Regions from separate parts of the Homo sapiens genome. Here region 2 is linked to region 1. A link is an interaction called in ENCODE POLR2A ChIA-PET data of the cell type or tissue named here. Cell type or tissue: PC-9. All regions are shown on one strand. Each heading gives the region's core, and the rest is flanking DNA. Links, peaks and the distances in the headings are about the cores only.

Region 1 (8,328 bases), core at 257-8,256:
TTCAGCCTGCCAAAGTGCTGGGATTACAGGCATGTGCCACTGCGTCCGGCCTAATGTTTGTATTTTTAGTAGAGATGGGGTTCCACCATGTTGGTCAGGCTGGTCTTGAACTCCTGACCTCAAGTGATCCGCCCACCTCAGCCTCCCCAAGTGCTGGGATTACAGGCATGAGCCACCACTCCCATCCCTTTTTTAATTTTTAAAATTCATTTTTTAGAGATGGGGTCCTACTCTGTCACCTAGGCTGGGAGGCAGTGGTACAATCACATAGCTCACTGCAGCCTTGAACTCCTAGACTCAAGTGATCCTCCCACCTCAGCCTCCTGAATTGCTGGGATTACAGGTGTGCTTTTACCACACCCAGCTTCCTAAGTCTTAACTGCAATCTCATGAAAGATTCTGGCCAGCACCACTCAGCTAAGCTGCTCCTGAATTTCTGACCCACAAAAACTGTGGGAAGTAATGTTTGTTGGTTTTAGCCACTGTTTTGGGGTGATTTGCTATGCGAGCAATAAAAAATTAAGAGTCCCCCAAGTTTTAGGGTAGTGGTTCATGGCTCTGGCTAGGCATCAGAATTCCCCATGAATGTTAAGAAAAAAATGCAAAGGAATTTGCCGTGAAACAATATGTGTTCAGTGGTTAGAGACTGAGCTCAGGAGTCAGAGAGGCTGGACTTGAATGCGGATGCTGCCACTTACTAGCTGTGTAGACTTGGGTAAGTGACTTTATCTATGCCAGCTTTCGTTTCTCCATCTATAAGCTGGTGGTAATAGAACTTACTTTCTTAGGATTGTTAGGAAGACTAACAAGAGCATTTATGTTGATTCTGTCCAGTAGGTAAGCTGTAAGAAAGAAATCTAGGGCCTTGTCTGTCCTGTTCACTGCTGTAGCCCAGTATCTAGGACAGTTCCTGGAACATAGTAGGTATTCATTAAGCATTTCTTTTTCTTTTTCTTTTTCTTTTTCTTTCTTTTCTTTTTTTTTTTTTTTTTTTTTTTTTTGAGACAGAGTCTCACTCTCTTGCCCAGGCTGGAGTGCAGTGGCACGATCTTGGCTCACTGCAACCTCTGCCTGCCAGGTTCAAGTGATTCTCCTGCCTCAGCCTCCTGAATAGCTGGACCACAGGCATGTGCAACCACAGCTGGTTAATTTTTAAATTTTTTGTAGACACAGTATCTTGCTATGTTGTCTAGACTGGCCTTGAACTTCTGGGCTCAAGCAATCCTCCCATTTTGGCCTCCAGAGTGCTGGGATTACAGGTGTGAGCCACTTCCCCAGGCCCCTTGTTTATTTATGGTGTGCATCCTCCCAGGAGACATCCTCACCAAGAGCAGGGATTACTGTCTGTTTAGTTCACTGCTTATTCACAATTTCTGGCACATAGCAGGTGCTTAATAAACATTTGAAGGATGAATTCAGATGCGTGGGCTCCAGGTTCCAATGAATTATAACCTGTTACGCAGGTAGAGCCCAGGAATCTGTATTTTATTTAAAAAATTTATACGTATATATGTTTATAAACTTTATTTTAGGAGACAGGATCTCACTATGTTGCCCAGGCTAGACTCAAACTCCTGGTCTCAAGGGATCCTCTTGTCTCAGCCTCCCAAGTAGCTAGGACTACAGGTGCACCCCACTGAGCCTAGTGGAATCTATATTTTATTTTATTATTATAAATTATTTTTGAGACAGAGTCTTGCTCTGTTGCCCAGGCTGGAGGGCAGTGGTGCGATCTCAGCTCACTGCAACCTCCGCCTCCTGGGTCCAAGCAATTATCATGCTTCAGCCTCCCCCATAGCTGGGATTACATGTGTGGGCCACCACGCTTGGCTAATGTTTGTATTTTTAGTAGAGACGGGGTTTTGCCACATTGGCCAGGCTGGTCTTGAACTCCTGGCCTTTAGTGATCCGCCGACCTCAGCCTCCCAAAGTGTTGGTATTACAGGCATGAGACACTGTGCCTAGCTGTATCTGTATTTTAGAAAGGCATCCCAAGTATAGTGAAGGTTGAGAAGCTCTATCCCAGAATGTCAGCAGTAAAGCAGCCAATGAGTATCATGCAAGCAAAGTCCAGCCCTCTCATTTCACAGATGACATCACCAAGAGCAGAGTGAGAGTAGTTCCCCAAGGTCACAGGTTGTTGACAGAGAAAGAACTAGTGCCAACAGTAGTGTCGGATACCCAACACAAGGCTCCCTGGAGCTCCAGCTGGCCTGGGCCTGCTCAGTCTCATTCCAGGGCTGACTGAGGGGAACTGCTGAGTCACTGGAACTGAGGCCCAAGGCAGGGTGTGGCCTCCATCGCCTGGTTAGGGGTGGGGCAGAGTGGGACTGCCCCCACCTCCTCTGGGTGACTGAGGCTGAGGCCGGAAGAGGGACAGGCAGAGAGCTCAGACTGCCTCCCCATTCGTGGGACCCCCTCCCTTCACGTGAAACCACCTTTGCAAAGATTGTAACTGAGGAAATTATGACAGTGAAAGGGATCTGACCTAACCGACACCATCTTGCTTTTAACCTCTAAGCTGCCCTTGTTCATTCTTGGGTGTAGGCCAAAGTAACCTTGGGAAGGAATTCAGTTTATACTTTAACTTTGAAACAAAAATTATAATAGCCCTTTCCCGAAATAAACCCCCTTCTTTTTTTTTTCTGAGACTGAGTCTTGCTCTGCTGCCCAGGCTGGAGTGCACTGGTGCGATCTCAGCTCACTGCAAGCTCTGCCTCCCGGGTTCACGCCATTCTCCTGCCTCAGCCTCCCCAGTAGCTGGGACTACAGGTGCCTGCCACCACGTCCGGCTAAATTTTGTATTTTTTTAGTAGAGATGGGGTTTCACCGTGTTAGCCAGGATGGTCTCGATCTCCTGACCTCGTGATCCACCCACCTTGGCCTCCCAAAGTGCTGGGATTACAGGCGTGAGCCACTGCACCCGGCTGAAATAAACCCCCTTCTTGCCTGGGGACCGGTCTGCCTTCATAGGACTAAGAAATTATTGGCCGGGCACGGTGGCTCACGCCTGTAATCCCAGCACTTTGGGAGGCCGAGGCAGGCAGATCACGAGGTCAGGAGATCAAGACCATCCTGGCTAACACGGTGAAACCCCATCTCTACTAAAAATACAAAAAATTAGCTGGGCACGGTGGCAGGCGCCTGTAGTCCCAGCTACTCGGGAGGCTGAGGCAGGAGAATGGCGTGAACCCGGAAGTTGGAGCTTGCAGTAAGCTGAGATCACGCCACTGCACTCCAGCCTGGGTGACAGAGCAAGACTCCGTCTCAGAAAAAAAGAAAAAAAGAAATTACATGATTAGAAATTATGGTTTATTGGGAGGCCAAGGCGGGCAGATCACCTAAGGTCAGGAGTTCAAGACCAGCCTGGCCAACATGGTGAAACCCCATCTCTACTAAAAATACAAAAATTAGCTGGGTGTATGATGGTGGGCGCCTGTAATCCTAGCTACTCAGGAGGCTGAGGCAGGAGAATCGCTTGAACCTGGGAGGCGGAAGTTGCAGTGAGCCGAGATCCTGTTACTGCACTCCAGCCTGGGTGACAGAGCAAAACTCAGTCTCAAAAAAAAAAAAAAATTACGGTTTAAGAACCATGCAGGCTCTGGCTGCAAGAGCCTGAACCTCCTCAAATTGCTCCTGGGAATAACATCACTGTTGTCAAACCTAAGATCAGTGCTTGAGATATTTTGCAGACCTTGCTGTTCCCAGCTGACGCCATCCAGACCCATAATCTGGCTCAACCAGTTCTTTGATCTCACCCTGAAACAGTAGACAGCATGAAAAACTCACTTCATAGGGGCCGGGTGCGGTGGCTTACGACTATAATCCCAGCACTTTGGGAGGCCGAGGCAGGCGGATCATAACGTGAAACCCCATCTCTACAAAAATTACAAAAAAATTAGGTGGGCACATGACTGTAATCCCAGATACTAGGGAGGCTGAGGCAGGAGAATTTTGCTTGACCCCGGAAGGCGGAGGTTGCAGTGAGCCGAGATCGTGCCACTGCACTCCTGCCTGGGCAACAGAGTGAGACTCTGTCTCAAAAAAAAGAAAGAAAAACTCACCTCAACCTCATGGTTCCTGTTGGTTTTATCTCCAACCTGACCAATTAGCAGTCCCCACTTCCTGAGCCCCTACCCACTAAATTATCCTTAAAAACTCCCATCTCTGAATTTTCAGAGAGACTTATTTGAGTAACAAAACTCCGTTCTCCTGTACAGCCAGCTCTGCATGAATTACTCTTTCTCTATTGCAATTTTCCTGTCTTGATAAATCGGCACTGTCTAGGCAGTGGGTAAGAAGAATTCACTGGGCGGTTACACCAGGACCCCAGTCTTTGACCAAACTAATCTAGTGGTGAAGTTAAACCAATGCTCAATTTCAGGAATTGGGTTATAGCCTTTGAAATGGCTAATCCATTTTTAAAAATTTTCAGATTGTCAGTAATAAATAAAATTAAGCTTAAATGTAATTCAGCTTTGAGAAAATATTCTTATTTTATTTTTATATTGTGAGACAGAGTCTTGCTCTGTTGCCCCGGCTGGAGTGCACTGGCGTGATCTCGGCTCACTGCAACCTCCACCTCCCGGATTCTAGTGAGTCTCCTGCCTTAGCCTCCCAAGGAGCTGGGACAACAGATGCGTGCCACCACACCTGGCTAATTTTTGTATTTTCAGTAGAGATTGGGTTTCACCATGTTGGCCAGGCTGGCCTCAAATTCCTGACCTCAGGTGATCTGCCTGCCTTGGCCTCCCAAAGTGCTGGGAGAGGAATGAGCCATTGCACCGGCCAGCTTTGAGTAAATATTCTTTTCTTTTTTTGAGATGGAGTCTCATTCTGTCACCCAGGCTGGAGTGCAGTGGCATGATCTTGGCTTACTGCAAACTCCGCCTCCCGGGTTCAAGTGATTCTTCTGCCTCAGCCTCCTGGGTAACTGGGACTACAGGTGCCTGCCACCACACCCGGCTAATTTTTGTATTTTTAGTAGAGATGGGGTTTCACCATATTGCCCAGGCTGGTCTCAAAATCCTGACCTTGTGATTCACCTGCATAAGCCTCCCAAAGTGCTGGGATTACAGGCGTGAGCTGCCGCACCTGGCTTGAGAAAATACTCTTAAAGCCAGCTCTTGATATGAGGGAGCTGGCAGGCATAATTTGACAGCGTCTTGAAGACAGTGACATAGGTGGGTTTCAAAGCTGTTTGAATGCCTCTTCACCAGGGCCTAAGATTTCCCAAACCTGGATCACCTGGGGCACTGGTGAAAAGCACAGATTCCCATCACTGCCTAGGGGATGTTGGATTCAGTGTGTCTCAGAGTAATTGGGGCTCAGGAATCTGGATTTTAAGGGATTCTTAAATTCTGCAAGACTGGGCCAGGCATGGTGGCTCATGCCTGTAATCCCAGCACTTTGGGAAGCCTAGGTGGGTGGATCGCCTGAAGTCAGGAGTTCAAGACCAGCCTGGCCAACATGGCGAAACCTCATCTCTACTAAAAATACAAAAATTAGCTGGGCGTGGTGGCGCATACCTGTAATCCCAACTACTCGGGAGGCTGAGGGAAGAGAATTGCTTGAACCCAGGAGGTGGAGGTTGTAGTGAGCTGAGATCACGCCATTGTACTCCAGCCTGGGTGTGACAGGGCGAGACTCCATCTCCAAAAAAGAAAAAAAATATTCTGTAAGATTGAAAACGACTGCCCTGGCCCTTTGGAATAATGAATCTTCTTAGAAAGGAATGAGGCCTTGGTGTCAGGACCTACTTCATCCCTAATCTGTTTAGAAGTTGCAAGACTCACATTCCAATGCACTGAAGAAAACATTATGTCCCTAAGTCCCAGTAGACTGTTGTGCTTGTCAAATGCACCATGGGTCAATTCACATTTCATTGCTTCAAAGAATGCCATGGGCACCTTTATGACTCGGCAGTTATTGGAAGATGGTCAGCCCTACCTGGATTATTTTAATATGCAGAAGTTGTTGGAAGATGGCCTCAGGATGGCAGGAGCTGGGGGAACATCCACTGGACTGCCTGGGAGGACTAGCTCAACTGGTTCCAGAGTGGGGAATTTAATATTTGGATCCAGGTCTGCCTGACTCCTGCAGTTCATGCTGATTATTACTGTACTAGCTCTCCCAAGTTAATACACAGAGTGCTCATCATCACACACATGAGACACATGCCTACATGCAGAAGTGAGACACGCTAGGCCTCTTGCAGACAGAACATTGCTTCCTGCTTTCCTCCTCTAGCCTAACCTTCCAGCCCTGCCCACTCTCTCTAAAGTATGGCTCTAATTGATTAGCTTGTGATGGAAATCCTTCAATGGTTCCCCATCGCTATCACTCAGGCTGATGCATTGATTCAACAATCAGGACTGCTGTAACCTAGATACAACTCTCTTTTTTTTGAGATTGGGTCTTTACCAACTGCAGTGGCTCATGCCTGTAATCTCAGCACATTGGGAGGCTGAGATGGGCGGATCACTTGAGGCCAGGAGTTCAGAACTAGCCTGGCCAACATGGCGAAACCCTGTCTCTACTAAAAATACAAAAATTAGCTGGGTGTGGTGGCACATGCCAGTAGTCCCAGCTACATGGGAGGCTGAGGCACGAGAATTGCTTGAATCCGGGAGGCAGAGGTTGCAATGAGTCAAGATCAAGCTACTGCACTCCAGCCTGGGGTGACAGAGTGAGACTCTGTCTCAAAAAATAAATAAATAAATAAATAAATAAATAAATAAGAAAGAGAGAGAGATGGGAGAGTTGGGGTCTTGCTCTGTCACCCAGGCTGGAGTGCAGTGGTATGATAAGAGCTCACTGCAGGCTTAAACTCCTGGGCTCAAGCTATCCTCCTGAGCACACACCTGTGGTCCCAGCTACTCAGGAGGCTGAAGAGGGAAGATCGCTTGAGCCTAGAAGGGCAAGGCTGCAGTGAGCCATGATTATGCTACTGCACTCCAGCCTGGGTGATAGAGCAAGACCCTGTCTCTCATCTCAAAAAAAAAAGAAAAAAGAAAAAGAGGTGCATTGGACTCTCCCTCTCCCTCTCCGTCTCCCTCTCCGTCTGCCTCTCCCCTTTCCACGGTCTCCCCTCTCCCTCTCTTTCCACGGTCTCCCTCTCATGCCCAGCTGAAGCTGGACTGTACTGCCGCCATCTCGGCTCACTGCAGCCTCCCTGCCTGATTCGCCTGCCTCAGCCTGCCGAGTGCCTGCGATTGCAGATGCGCGCCGCCACGCCTGACTGGTTTTCGTATTTTTTTGGTGGAGACGGGGTTTCGCTGTGTTGGCCGGGCTGGTCTCCAGCTCCTAACCGCGAGTGATCCGCCAGCCTCGGCCTCCCGAGGTGCCGGGATTGCAGACAGAGTCTCGTTCACTCAGTGCTCAATGGTGCCCAGGCTGGAGTGCAGTGGCGTGATCTCGGCTCGCTGCAGCCTCCATCTCCCAGCCGCCTGCCTTGGCCTCCCAAAGTGCCGAGATTGCAGCCTCTGCCCGGCCGCCACCCTGTCTGGGAAGTGAGGAGCGTCTCTGCCTGGCCGCCCATCGTCTGGGATGTGAGGAGCCCCTCTGCCTGGCTGCCCAGTCTGGAAAGTGAAGAGGTCTCTGCCCGGCCGCCATCCCATCTAGGAAGTGAGGAGCGTCTCTGCCCGGCCGCCCATCGTCTGAGATGTGGGGAGCGCCTCAGCCCCGCTGCCCCGTCTGGGATGTGAGAAGCGCCTCTGCCCGGCCGCGACCCCATCTGGGAGGCGAGGAGCGTCTCTGCCCGGCCGCCCCGTCTGAGAAGAGAGGAGACCCTCCGCCTGGCAACCGCCCCGTCTGAGAAGTGAGGAGCCCCTCCGCCCGGCTAACACCCCGTCTGGGAAGTGAGGAGCGTCTCCGCCCGGCAGCCACCCCGTCCGGGAGGGAGGTGGGGGTGTCAGCCCCCCTCCCGGCCAGCCGCCCCGTCCGGGAGGGAGGTGGGGGGGTCAGCCCCCTGCCCGGCCAGCCGCCCCATCTGGGAGGGAGGTGGGGGGGTCAGCCCACCGCCCGGCCAGCCGCCCTGTCCGGGAGGTGAGGGGCGCCTCTGCCCGGCCGCCCCTACTGGGAAGTGAGGAGCCCCTCTGCCCGGCCAGCCGCCCCGTCCGGGAGAGAGGTGGGGGTGTCAGCCCCCCGCCCGGCCAGCCACCCCGTCCGGGAGGGAGGTGGGGGGGTCAGCCCCCCGCCCGGCCAGCCGCCCCGTCCGGGAGGTGAGGGGCGCCTCTGCCCGGCCGCCCCTACTGGGAAGTGAGGAGCCCCTCTGCCCGGCCAGCCGCCCCGTCCGGGAAGGAGGTGGGGGGGTCAGCCCCCCGCCTG
Region 2 (8,328 bases), core at 220-8,219, 360 kb before region 1:
CAAAATTCCAGGTATTTCTCTATGCACACACACAGACAGATGTTTTTTCTAATAAAATTGAGTTACATTGTGCCTTTTTGAAACTTGTTTTTTTATTTACTTAATATGTCATAAATATCCACACCAATAAGTTACCTTCTTCATCATTTTAAAGGCTATCTAGAAATCCATTCCATGAATGGACCATCTTTTATTTATTCAAGTATTTTTGTACATCTAGGTAGAGGGGTTTTCTTTGTTGGCCTTTTTTAGGGTTATTTTGGAGGGCGTGTTATTATAAACTCCAAAACATCTTTGCAACTATATCGTTGGCACATCCATGATTATTCCCTTTGAATAAATTCTAAGAAGAGAAATTTCTGGGTCAATTTGTATGCAAATTGTAAAGCTTTTCATAGATATTTCCAAATTGCAGAAAGTTTCTAAAATCCAATTTACGTCTAGAAACCATTTTTTCAAGATAATTATTTTAAGTAGACATAGAGAAAAATCAGAAAATAATATGAGCAAAAGTATAAAAGTCAAAATCACTCGCAGCCTCACTGCCCAGGTATGACGTCTGCTACAACCTCCTCTCCCTGTGTCTGTGTCTCTGTCTCTCCCTCGCCCTCTCTTGCTCTCAAGCTCTTTTTGTCTCTCTCTGACTCTGTCTGTCTCTCTTGTTTCTCTAGCTCTCTGTGTCTCTCTCTGTCTCTTTCCCTCTTTTTCTCTCCTGTATCATCTATCTTTATTTATTTATTTATTCTTTTTTTTTTTTTTCCCAGGCTGGAGTGCAGTGGTGTGATCTTGGCTCACTGCAGCCTCTGCCTCCCAGGTTCAAGCAATTATCCTGCCTAAGCCTCCTGAGTACCTGAGATTACAGGCGCCTGCCACCACGCCTGGCTAATTTTTGTATTTTTAGTAGAGACGGGGTTTCACCATGTTGGCCAGGCTAGTCTCGAACTCCTGACCTCAGGTGATCCACCCACCTCGGCCTCCCAAAGTGCTGGAATTATAGGCATGAGCCACCGCACCTGGCCTCCGTATCTATCTTTCTTGTTCTTGTTCTCTGTCTTGCTCTGTCTCTGTCGCTACCTGCCCACCCCCACCTTGTTTTCCTTTCTCTGTCTCACTCTTTCTGTCTCTGCCTCTGTCTCTCTCTTTGATCAAAACTAGGGTCACCCCTCACACGGAGTTTCATAGCCTAGGCAGCACTAATAATATCTCACACTCGGGCAGAGCTTGGGGACTGGCAGGGCATATTTCACATGTTATTATTACCTTTCCCCAGGTGAGACCCTAAGGCTCCATGAAGCCAGTTGTTGTGCCTTGCCCAATGCCCACAGCTCATAAGTGTCTCCAAGTCCAGGACATTCAAGGCTCCAAGCTGTCCCAGTCACCTTCAGAGACATACCCATGCCCCTGATGCACCTGCACGGACCCACATGTGCTGTTTCCCTCGGGGGCCATGTGGTTACAAGGTCAGTCAGGCAGCTCAGCTAAGACAAGGGCTTGGTATAAGCCCCCAGGCTGTCTCCAGGAAGCCCAGGGTCCTACCAGGATGAGGATGGGGACAGGGAAGGAAGCTGCCTCTTGCCTCCCGCTCTGGGCCACAGCCTGCATCCACATCCGCCTGTCCCCAAATGTCTGCTTCTTTCATCTCTCGACACCCCCCTTCACCTGCTTCCTGCACATTGCTTACCATCCAAATCCCACACCCCATGACCTCTACCCTCTTCTTCTCTCTCCTCCCTTTTTATGGGGAACTCATCTGTCAGGCCTTGGCCTCCACCCTCAGTCCAGTGGGGCTGTTCCTCCTTGGACCCCTCGAAGCACCCTCTTCTGACCCCTGGCCTAACGTCCCCACACAGGTTCTAATGGCCAAACTGGCAAAGTTCCTGCTGTTGCCCTCACCTCCAAGGCTGGTGCTCCTGGACTCAGGGTGTGTTCCAGGTGCCTGAAGCATGGCCCACACCAGAAAAAGGTAAGCACAGGTGTGTTCCTGGCTCCAACAGCCCTCCTCCCCTCCTCTCCTCTCCTTTCTTCTCTTTTCCTTTTCCTCTTTTCTCCTCCCAGCTGCTCTTCCACCCCTCCTTTCCCTTCCTCTTATCCTCCCATCTCTGTCTACACTTCCTCCTTTGATCTCACCAAGCCCCATGGCTTTAGTTGTCATGTCTACACTGTCAATAACCAAATTTGTATCTGCTCCCAGGCATCTTGGACACAACACATCCCAAAGCAAGCTCTGGATCTTCTCCCCTGAAAAAGCCAGTTGTCTAGCATCCCACCCCCAGCACCATCTGAGTCTCCCCATCCCAGTAAGCAACATCATCACCCACCTGGTCGCTCAAGGCAGAAAAGAGGAGCTATCCTTTCTGCCTTCTTGTTTCCCACCCGCTACTTACAAGTCCCTCAGCGAAGTCTGTCTACACTGTGTCCAAACCAGTCAAGCTCGGAAGCTTCCCTCCCCGGCCATGGCCAGCACCATCTCCAACCGGGACAACTGCATGTCCTCCTGGCCCCGTCATGCCCCTCTGCTACCCGATCCCCATACAGCATCCAGAGGGAGCTGCTTCTCACATGTGAGGTCAACTCACTCTCCTGCCTAGCACCCTCTGATGGTTTCCACTGCCCTTAGAATAAACCATGCCCCCTATCCCAGCCCACGAGGCTCTGCGTGATCGGGCCCCTGCCTGCCTCTCTGGCTCGTCCCAGGCCTCTCTCCCCCTCACTCACCACCTCAAAGCTCCTCTGACCCTTCTGCCTCTGAGGACACACCAAACCCATTCCCACCTCAAGGCCTTTGTCCCTGCCTGGGTCTCTCTTCCCTCTCGTAGCTGGCTCTTCCCATTATGCGGCTCTCTCATCCTTGTGTGTCATTTGCTCAGAGAGATTGTCCCTGAGCACTCATCCTCTTTAAGAACATCGTCCCCACCCATCACCCTCTATCTCAACACTCTACTTACAATGCGTTGTATTATTATTTGCTCTTTTTACCCATCTCCCCCAGTAGGTGCTCTGTAAGGGCAGAAACCAGGTCCTCACACCATCGGTGCATGATAAAAATTAACTGACCAAATAACACGGTGGTACCCTCTTCAAGGCAACTTCGGAGTCAGACATGCCTACGTTCTCCTTCCTGCTCTGCCACATGTGTGACCCTGGACAGGGTCCTCCATCCTCTTGGCCTCAGTGTCTTTGCCAGCAAACTGGGAATAAGAATCCTGTGTCATGGGGTTGTCATAAGGGGGAAATGAGATGACGTAAGTGCAGTTCTTAGCATAATAAATGCATTCAAAGCAAATAAAAAGTGCTCAGTAAATGCAGATATTATTAAGCATATTTGTTGGATGAACAAGCAATCCCATAAAGCACGTGTTTAGAGACGTGGAACCCAAGACTCCGGAAGAGGGAGCGACTTGTTCCAGGTTGCGTGGCTACAAAGTGTCAAGTCAGGGTCACCTCCCAGGCCAGTCCGAAAGCAAGCCTCAGGGCCTGGAGATCCTCTGAAACAGGGCGTACCTGGGGCATGGTGTGCACATGGTGGAGTGAACAGATCAGAACTCAGAGAATAGCTGGGCCAGGGAGAAACAGAGTGAAGAGAATGCAGCACCAGGACCAAAACAGACCAGGACACCGAAACAGAATGGGCAGGACATTGAGCAGCAGCCATGTAAAGACTTGCTCTCAATTTGCCTAAATATGAGAGAATTGTGGGTCTCTGTGTCCTGGATTGATGCGGGATCCTGAAGCCACTCAATGGCCTCTGCATGCCAGAATCCCATCCTGCTGCCCTTCAGGACTCTCCCTGCCCCTGCCAAGGTGGAGGGGTGGGTGCTCAGACAGCAGAGTGACCACCCGGGCACCTCCTCGGGATGCTGCGGCCAGGGGACGCAATGCATCAGCAGGTGGGCTGGGGTCCAGGCCCATCCTGGAAAAGGCCGGCTGCAAGTTTCCATGGAGCCCGTCGCCATGGTAACCAAGCCTCCGCGGCAGGACTCCAGCAGAGCCAGGAAAGACAAGCTCCTTTCTTGTCCATATCCCAGGAGCCTGCAGGAGGGGGGCGGAGGGAAGTGGGGACAATCAGGCTTTCTGAACCAGGATGGGGGTGGGGGCAGAGAGAAGCGGAGGCTGTCTTCCTGCTCAATGGGTCAGCTATAAACTGCCAGAACGTGGCACCCTATTTCACGCCTCTGTGATTTGCTCGTGCTCTTCTCTCCCCTGGAATGCCCTCCCCCACCCTTGTCTCCCTGGAGCGCTCCCAGCTGTCATCTGTGCCTCACTGACCCTTCTGGGCAGAGTCAGTCCTTCCCTCCTCTGGTCACCTTTCACATATCCCCAGGGTGTCTGGCTCACCCACAGGCTTGGGGCGTGTGGTGGTGGTAAGAGCACAAGCTCTGGAATCAGGGAGATCTGAGTCACATCCCAGCTCTGCCATGAACATGTCAGTGACTCTAAGTAAGCCACTTATCCTCTCTAAGCCTCTACTTCCTGCTCAATGGGTCAGGACTCACTGAGCTCAATGCTCAATGGGTCATTCCTCATCTGCCATCTTCCAGCTGTGTGATCTTGAGTAAGTTTCCAAACCTCTCTGAGGCTCAGTTTCTTCTTCTGAAAAGTGAGGTGATGTCCGTGAGGTGCTTGATGCACACCTTGCATGTAATAAATGTCACTGATTGTTCTCATGTGTAGTGAGCGCTTCCTCTCTGCCCCCTGGGGAGTGGACTTCCAGTCCCTGCCAGGCCTGGTTTATCCCCGAGCTTACACTCAGGCTCCCAACCCCTATACTAAGCCCTCCCCTCTGCCAGGAGTCCTGGCCTGGCATTGTCCATGCCTTTCAGAGTAGGGTCTTTGAGAGGCACGAACTTTCCCTGCCCAGAGCAGGGACTGGCACACCACACAGAGCTGACATTTCCAGTCTGACATCTGAGAGCAAGCATTGTGAAGGAGAATAGATTCCACGAGAGCTTCCTGACAGCAGGGTCAGCCTTTGGGCTGCGTGTGTGTGTGTGTGTGTGTGTGTGTGTGTGTATGGCTGTCAGCAAACGCTCTAACATGCACACACAAACACATATGTGTACTCATGTCCTCACAAATTCACACACACACACCACACACAAAACTGACCTGGGAAAATGCAAAGATGTCCCTGATCACTGTGGTCCATGTCCCGGAGACCAGCCCATGACCCCATTTCTTCCCAAACTCCTCCCTCTGGAGCCCAACCCTGAGGCTCTCTGTTGTTTATGGAGCAGGTGAGGGATGACGACATGACCCTTCCTGGTCTCATCATCCGGGGACTCAACTGGGGGAAGTGAAAAGGCCAGGTCACCATCCGGACAACTGGTCTACCTATCCACAGGTCTCCAAGTCCACCTGTGGCATTTGGATACCTGGGATCATGCAGTCAGCATCCTTGCCCCCACTGCTGCTGAGCAGGCCCAGCTATGGACTGTCAAACTGCCCACACCCTGCTGCTACCTCCCTTTGAGTTCCCTGGCCCAGGCTAGGGTCTCAGACCCCCCAGCCCCTTTGTTCCATCCTGGGCATCAGAGTCCACAAGGTCAGGCCATATGCCCTGTCTCCCTGGTCTCCAAACCATCCTGAGATGCAGGCAGGGGAGGTGGTCACCTCCTTCAAACCTTGAGGCTGATCAATGCCAGCTGACATTTATTGAGCACTTACCCTATGCCAGCCACTGTGCTAAGCACCATACCTGTATTTCTTCCTCCACCCTCATAATAACACTCTAAGGGAGGTGATCTCATCATCCCCACTTTGCAGATGGGGAGACTAGGCACAGAGGTGTTCAGAAGCACAGCTAAGAGGGTGTTCCAATGGGAATTAAAACTCAGGCATTCTGGATGCACGGCCCAAACTACATTGTGTCTACTCAGCCACACTGACCTGGGCACAGCTAGAATGTGAGGGGACTCAAAAAGTGACATCCCAGTTCCCCTCCTGAGTTTAGAACATGCCGGTGACAGTCAGATGGTGGGCAGAATAATGCCAGCTCCATTCATTCGTTTGAGAAATATTTACTGAGCACCTACTATGTGCCTGCACTAAGCACTGGGGATCTCGCAATAAAAAAAGAAAACAAAAAAAAAACCTTGGTCCGATGGAGTGATGATTTTGGTGGGAAAGACACAATAAACAAGGTAAGTAAATGAAATAAAATGTGTTAGTAGTAAGTGCTAAGGAGAAGAAAAGCAGGGAAAGGGGAATGAAATGTCAAGGGGTTGGTGGGGGGAGGGGGTGTTGCAATCATAAGAAGCCAAGAGCGTGATACTTGAGTTAAGACCTAAGCGGCTAAGTATGGTCATGCATTCATCTGGAGGAAGAGCATTCCAGGCAACGGCCGTGAGGCAGGAGCTGGCCTGAGGAGCTCAGAATCAGCACAGCCATTGTAACTGGAATGGAGTGAGAGGGAGGGGCACAGGGGAAGTAAAGGTTAGAAGAGGCCAGAGGGGACCGGGATCGAGATGGTGAGAGCTCTCCAGGTTGCCATGAGGAATCTGGCTTGTGCTCAGGTGAGTTGGAAAGCCAGTGATGTGAAGTGATGTCACAGACAAAGCTGCCTGGAGGAGGCGGCTTTAGCCAAATGGGCTTGTGAATACCCCCGCCCCTGAATTAGACTCATCCTCTCTGTCCCTGGCAGTGCTGGACAAGCACAGACCTCCCCAGGGGGCAAAGCCAGCCTGCTGAGCTCAGCTGCTACTGAAGAACCACCCAGAACATAAGCCCCTCTGCAGGCAGGCTGCACTGAGGACATAGGCTATGCCCAGTGGGAGGCAAGCTGAACAGGTCCCTCACCCCACACTCGCCCATCAGCTCCGTGGGCAGGAGTCAGGGAGGGACAGAGAGAGGCCAGGCATGTTCGTGGTGGATGCCTTTCCACATTTGGTTATTAAAAGGCAAGAAATGAGTCTGGTCCAGGCATCTGAAGGCGGGGAGTCTGTCTCAGGCTGAGCATGCACAGGCTTTGATTCTTCATTAATGTCAGCATGGCCACCAACTCCCTCGACAAGAATAACAACCCCTCATGTCTGCAGAGAAGTATACATTCTGTCATGTGCTTCCCAGTTGAAGGAGGAGAAACCAAAGGCCCACAGTCCCAGAGATAAGTGGTGGAGCTGAGGTTTAAGCCCAGGTCTGTCCCACTCCATGGCCAGTGGCTCTTCCATATACCCCAGCTGATAACTAGGGTAGCATTAGCATTTCAGCTGCGCCAGCAGCACTATCTATATTTGGAAGTTGTATGGGAAAACTTACAAGATGAAAGACCTTTTAAGGTATGTGCATTTTTACCACAATAAAAGTATAAATACAGCAATAATAAAGAATAGTAAATATAAAATAGTACCCTGTTGTCTACATTTATCAGTAATCTTGTGTTGTTCACAATGATGGTGGCTACCGTTTGGAGTGCTGACTCCGTGCTAGGTGCTAGGTGCCGCGCCAAACACTGTGCATCTCCCTACCGACGTGTGGGGCAGGAGACCCCTGGGAGACATCTCCCCTCATTTTCTAACCTTTGAGTCTGCAACTCTCAGATGTTTCTTGGGATACCTTAGAGGACCAATGATCTCAAAGAGCTTTCCCTTCCCCATGCCTCTCTTCTTCCTTACAACATCTGGACAGAGGAGCAGCTGGGCTCCCAGAGGAAGCGCAAGACCTGCAGCCCCTCCACTGACAAGGTCAGGGCTCAGGGTCTCAAACAGAATCCAAGACTCTTTCTCTGCTTGGCCAAAGGTCAGAGGAATTAGCCTTGGAGTAACTAGTTTATGAGGCCTTGGACAGGTCACGGGAGTTCCTCATTCTAGCAAATGGAGGTGAGTTATTGGTATTAGGTTGCTCTGAGGTCTAAATATGAGAATACATATAAAGCAGCTGAGGATAACAAAAGGTATGGTTATTAGGGGGCAGGAATTGGTCCCTATTCATGTCAGGGAATAACAGAATGCAGCTTACAGCAGTGGTTTTCAAAAAAGCACACATTGTCCTTTCAGCCACTAGATTGCTGGTTCTCAAGCTTTAGCCCCTGGGGGAGGGGGAGCTGTTGAAACAGACTGCTGGCCCCACTCCCCTGGAGTTTCTGATTCTGCAGCTGCTCTGGCGTGGGGCCTGAGAATTTGCATTCTCAGACGTTCCCAGGTGATGCTGATGCGGCTGGTCTGGAGTCCAGGCTTTGAGAAGCACTGCCCTTGATCACCAGTTCTCAACTGTGGCTGCACCTTAGCGTGGATCAGGGGGATGCCTCAGCCAGCTCTGAGTCCTGGGTCACACTCTTGGAGATTCTGAGGGTACAGCTCCGACACTGGGAGTTTTCCAAGCTCCCAGTTGATT

The links. Peaks named below come from ENCODE experiments on the same cell type or tissue, not always from the same donor. Only the 100,000 strongest peaks of a DNase experiment are listed, where the experiment ranks them.
Region 2: POLR2A ChIA-PET joins it to region 1 with 11 read pairs; 2 of 35 experiments call an interaction of 5 or more read pairs at or near these places.

What each region holds. Positions count from the first base shown.
Region 1 is chr1:31,168,733-31,177,060 of GRCh38, forward strand. No RefSeq gene overlaps it. Among named protein-coding and RNA genes, the nearest start is that of NKAIN1, 67 kb to the right of the region's middle. RefSeq lists an enhancer at 2,175-2,424. In PC-9, for the core only: no CTCF peak of the experiment used is centred there; a DNase peak (open chromatin) is centred at 2,199; H3K27ac peaks cover 1,193 bases.
Region 2 is chr1:30,812,393-30,820,720 of GRCh38, forward strand. No RefSeq gene overlaps it. Among named protein-coding and RNA genes, the nearest start is that of LINC01778, 8.1 kb to the right of the region's middle. RefSeq lists an enhancer at 6,186-6,692. In PC-9, for the core only: no CTCF peak of the experiment used is centred there; a DNase peak (open chromatin) is centred at 4,379.